Linked DNA regions of Homo sapiens: region 2 is linked to region 1. The links are chromatin contacts, found by Hi-C in ENCODE. All regions are on one chromosome and are shown on one strand. Each heading gives the region's core, a stretch centred on a gene start or an enhancer-like site at or near the end of the contact. The rest is flanking DNA. Distances are from core to core; before and after follow the strand shown. Region 1 holds the start of CDK5RAP2 (CDK5 regulatory subunit associated protein 2). Region 2 overlaps LOC105376244 (a long non-coding RNA gene).

Region 1 (2,689 bases), core at 64-2,563:
ACCGCACCTGGCTCTTTTCACTCTTAAGTGTCCCAGTTAGCACAATAAATAACATGGTCACCCTTTCAATTAGGATCTGTTGACTAAAAGCAGCAGCTTGTCCATAGTAGAGCTGGATAAACAGTGCAGGTTCTCCGTCAGGGCTCTCCTCCTCTTCCCTCTACTCACTCTCCAACCAGGAGTCTAGGACAACCACAGGGGCCAGCCGTGGAGCAGAGTTGCGCTCTGTTAGGCCTTCCTACCAGACCCCAGCTCCACCAGCAATGGGGACTCCCACAGTCTCTTGGGGCAGGTCCATGGGAGGCCACTCTTGGCCATTATTCCCTGATTCATATCACCTTTGATGACAGTAGTAATAATGACACTAATGGCAACACAAGATCATTTTTTAAGCACTGATTATGTGGCAGGCACTACACCTGCCAAGCAAATGGCTCGACAGGCATCACCTCTTTTAATCCTCACCCCAACTCTGTTGGGTGGATATTACTAGCCCATTTTACAGATGGGAAAGCCGGTGAAATCACTTTACCAAGGTCACACAGCTAGTCAGTTTACAGGGCTGGATTTGAATCCAGTTTTGTCCAACTCTAGCCAAGGTTCTTAATCATTGCACTCCATTGCCTCCTGGGTGGCCACTATGTGACCCAAAAAGCAAAGTCTGGGCATACCGGCTACACTCTCTCCATAATGAAAACAAACTCTCAAACCAGAAGGAACCATCAGGTGCCCTCAAGGTCCCTGTTCTCCACCAATCCCCACTAACGGGATACTCCAAGTGGCCCCACCCTCGTCCTACTCTTTCAGAAAACTCCTTACCTGTTCTTCACACGCTCTACAAAGTACATGGCGCAATGCTACTGGCAATTGTGGTGCAGGTCGCGGCTCCCAGCCCTCCAGAGTGTCAGGTGGTGGGCCCCCCAGAGACCCTCTCCGAAGGAACCCACCCCACACACTGCCCCTGGCCAGACACCCTCAAGAGCAAACCCCAAGGCCGCGTTAGAACGAAATCCCACCAGCTGGAACCCCGGCCCGGTTACCACGACCACCAATGCCCCGGCCGCACCTGCAGCCGCTGAGCGTCCCAGGGACGGTGACGTCCTCTTCCAACACCAAGTCCATCATGGCTACAGAGGTGGCGACAGCGTTGGTGTCTGTGGCGGCGGCGCCACTAGTACCCCCCGCGATAGCGACCCGCCGGGCTCCCCAGGTCCCCGCCCCCTCCACCCCAGCTCTTGTTCAGACTCTGGCGGCGCCGCTGGAATTCAAACCACAGACGCCGCCATCTTTCCCGGCGCTTCTTCCTACGGAAACGAGGCGGGGTCACGGAGGCGCACGCAGTGAAGCCGACCGGCTGGCGCCAGAGGACGGGCAGGGAAGCGGGGATAGGTGCCATCTTAACTAAGGGCAAAGCATCCGTGCTTAAGCCAAGCAAAAATAAGAGACAAAAAAAGGCCGGCTGCCATTTTTTGTGAGGGCACTTAGGGAGAGGCGAGGGCGGGTGCCATCTTTGTTGAGGGCCAAAGCGGGCCCTAGTCCGTTAATTTACGCGGGAGATGGAAATGAATACAGCCACTCAGGAATCCTCAAAGTTCCTAACCTCGTGTTTGCTTTTCTAGAATAATGACCCCAAAACTTTGGGATTTGACCTTAAGTTGAAACTCAGATAACTGAGTGCTGCCTTGCTTTGGAAAAATACTACGTGCGGAATCTCAAGGCAAACAGTAATTTGCAGACTTAGTTTGAAGCAAATAACTCATTCCCATGAGCCAGTGGTCAACAGCACTCCCACTCCAGTCTCTCACCTATTGGTCTTTTATTACCATTAGGACTCAAAGGCACCTGTGGTCAGAAAACTGAGGGCCAGCAAGAGGAAAGGACTCTCCCAAAGTAATTAAGTATTGACAATGTCTTTCAACTGGAGTGGGGGTCTGCAGCTCCTGCCAACTAGATGAGGGCTCTCTGCATAACCCTGGCTGCCTTTCTTTTTTTTTTTTTTTGAAATGGTGCCTCTGTCGCCAGGCTGGAGTGCAGTGGCCCGATCTCAGCTCACTGCAACCTTCACCTTCTGGGTTTAAGCGATTCTTCTGCCTCGGCCTTGCGCCACCACACCCGGGTAATTTTTGTATGTTTAGTAGAGACGGGGTTTCACCATGTTGGCCAGGATGGTCTCAATCTCCTGACCTCGTGATCTGCCCACCCCGGCCTTCCAAACTGCTGGGATTACAGGCGTGAGCCACAGCACCGGCCCCTTGGCTGCCTTTCTTAAAGCACATAGCAATCACCAAACACTTAGATAATCTTGGCAGAGCTTAAGCAATGAAATTAACCTTCCCCTCCTCAACTCAGTGTTGCTCCTTCCTCTGCAGGCCCTTGTGAGAGAGCCCGATGAAAATAACTTGAAATGGTTGGTGAGTGGATAGATAGTGACTTTCCCAGTAATCTTGAACAATTCCCCTTTCACCCTGTTTCCTCATTCTTTTTTTTTTTTTTTTAAATAGAGACAGGGTCTCACTATGTTGCCCAGGCTGGTCTTGAACTCCTGGCCTCAAGCAATCCTCCCACCTTGGCCTCCCAAAGTGCTGGGGTTATAGGCCTGAGCCACTGCACCAGGCCCTCATTCTTCAGTTAAGTAATTAACCAATTATTGATACTTTTCAAAAGAAGCCTTCCCTAGTCATTTAATCTA
Region 2 (2,689 bases), core at 56-2,555, 2.8 Mb before region 1:
CTCGCCGCAGAGATTTCCAATACTCACCTCCTCCCCACTTCTAGTTCCCACCAGGTATAAATTTTAAAATCCTATACCTCAGAAAGAAAAAAAAAAAGCCAAATATTACACAAAACTGTGGAAGAAATCTAACTTTCTAGAACCCTGGAAAATGCTTTATTTTTACTTGTAAGAACTTTCTGTGCAAAGAGCTAACCACCCTGCCTATTCAGTTAAGGCTAATCACCTGCTTGTTAAATTATCTTAGGACAATGAGAGGAACATGTGGCAAGTCTCTCTGTGAAAAAACAAAAACAAAAAAAATTCCACTGATGAGTGGGTGAGGTTGTGCAACAGAAGCTGAGTCAGTGACACAGATCAAGATGCAGGAACCAGGAATTCAAGATGCAGGGAACCAGTCTATTCAAGAATAGACTGAGACACAGATGACAGCAGAGAGAACGAAGTCTAAAACTGAAACTGAAAGAGGAAAGAGGTGATGAGAAAGATGTTGAGACGAGGGTGTGGGGGAAAAGATACAAGTGGCACAGAAAGACGGTGAGAAAACACAGCCAGAGTATTAGATCACATAAGAGGAAAACATAATGAGAGGCGGAAGAACTAGCACAGACAACCAACACAGAGCCTGCAACCAGGGAAACCTGTGTTTCTTGCAGTTAGCAGCCAGCAGCCTGCAGTCAGCAGCAGGGGGCATCAGAACTCCACGGATAGTAAAAGATGCCAGGGAGCCAGTATAAGGAGAGAGGAAGTGAGAAAGAAATAAAGAGAGAAAGAAAAGGGATAAGAAACCTTCCTCTTAACTTTGAGATTAGAAGGAAGAGAGAGCCGCGCTATTCCTCGGGGTCCTGCATTTAGTGGTAAGCCAATTCCCCCAGACATCTTCCTGCTGACAGTGAAGGTATGTAAGTGGCTGTAGAAAGTAACACTGAAGGCTTTCTCAAAGAGACTGAGTCCAAGGGCGATGGCCTGGGCTTAAGCCAGCTGACTAACACTTAGGCATTCTGTTAGGCAGAACTCAGGTGCAAATAGCATATCTCCCTGAATGTAGTTTATCCAAGCATTTTCCTCTACTTCACCGCCTCCCAAAAAAGAATTATTAGGAGTATACTAGGATATTGCATAGATAAGGAAGTGATGGAAAAGTAAGCCTTGAGGAAAAAAGACCAAAGGATTTATGTTAAAAGACTTTTGTTTTTGTTTTTGTCCATTTCCCTCATCCATGCTCTGCCAGTCTTATTCTCCTAGCCCTCTCTATGCAGCAATCATTTCATTTGGTGTCACTTCCTCAATCATTTACCAGAGATCAAGAACTCACTTTCAATTTCAGTTTAAAACCAAAATCCAGATGAGGTTTCTGATTGGCTCAGCTTGGACCATGTGCTCACACCTTGGGTCAAAGTCACCGGAAGAGTGACATAGTCTGATTGGCCCAGTACTCTGAAGCCACACCCACACTTGTGCAGGCTTGGAGATTGGGGAGCAGCACACCTGAGGGTGTAAGGATCTGTTGTTGACTGAAGGAGATATTAGAATCATGATCCCTGAAGCCACACCAATTTAGGGCTACTAAGTTCATCTTGAATAAATGAGTTGCCTGAGTTGCTCTGAGCTTGTTTTTCTCTTCTATCGAAAGGCATTACTTACACCTGCTTTGTCCACCTCCAGGAGTTGTTATGGGGCTCTGATTAGAATATAGAGCAAATCACAGAGCCTCCTGCTAACAGGTGTGCAGACAAGCGCTAAGATGAAATGGGCCAAATACGAGAGTCAGGAAACTTGTGTGCTGGTTTTACCTGTGACATAAACCAGCAGTATGAATTTGGGTAAGTTCCTTATCTCTCTGGATTTAAATATCTTTAACTTAAAATTTGGGGATTTGACTGGGTCTGTTAATGTCTTTGTAGTCATTAGACCGCTTTAAGAGACTGAGGAAAGCTAGGTACTTTTACTGCCCTCCTCAATGTCCGGAAGTTCGTAATTTCCCTACAAGTCTACCTCCAGATATCAGGATAAGAACTCCTGGTTTAGATCATCTTCAAGGTGATATCCGACTCTTCAACTGATTGAAAAGAGGGGCTGCATTCTCAGTTGGAAAAGACAATTCTGTGTATCAAGCAGATGTGCGTCTTTCTTTGGTTTAAATCTCTTTCCCAGAAATATCATGCATGTTTCTCATTATCTCCTTCCTCTGGACTACTTCTCTTTTCTTCTTTTTTTCCCTCTACCACCTCATCATTCCTCCGCTACGGGTAGTCAAGTATGGATGTGATTGAAGTTGGGTTTCCATCTGTGTTAGCGGCAGGAAGTGTTACTATCATGGAAATAGTTGGGACATATATCATCTCTTATCTGCACCTCCAAGAACTTAAATGATTTCTTTCCCCCAACCAAAATAAATCAAAGGAGAGGAATCTTAATTATAGTCACCAGGTGGTGAATTTAATACATCCACATGAGTCTCTGTGCTGGCAGTGTTGTCAGATGAGCTTGTCTCTCCAGGCAGGAGGATAATGGGATTGTGAGAGTCTGGAGAGGAAGAACTCTGGGGATTATAACAGCAGCTCCCTGGTGGCAAGGAAACAGCCAGGCAAGTTCTGTTAAATATAAAGGCCAGGGAAACATTGCCTCATGTCAGGGTGTCAGGGTTGTCTCCACTCATGCTCTATCGTGAATGGTTTCAGCAAGGGAT

Evidence for each region. Hi-C counts contacts between places; a loop is a spot of excess contacts on that map. Pooled maps may share reads with other maps.
Region 2: a pooled map shows a loop between it and region 1 (12-fold over the local background). The contact joins the enhancer-like site here to the promoter of CDK5RAP2 in region 1. A Hi-C loop is called at or near these places in 4 of 50 pooled maps.

The regions. Positions count from the first base shown.
Region 1 is chr9:120,578,854-120,581,542 of GRCh38, forward strand. CDK5RAP2 (CDK5 regulatory subunit associated protein 2) reads right to left here and starts at 1,314. Exons shown (of 38, transcript NM_018249.6): 1 at 1,067-1,314. The coding sequence starts at 1,125. RefSeq lists enhancers at 986-1,548, 1,402-1,531.
Region 2 is chr9:117,782,671-117,785,359 of GRCh38, forward strand. The region is part of intron 2 of LOC105376244 (a long non-coding RNA gene); the gene reads left to right. Among named protein-coding and RNA genes, the nearest start is that of TLR4, 80 kb to the left of the region's middle. Within about 2 kb of position 1,306, at least 17 of the 41 ENCODE cell types and tissues checked have a DNase peak (open chromatin) inside an H3K27ac peak, as active enhancers do.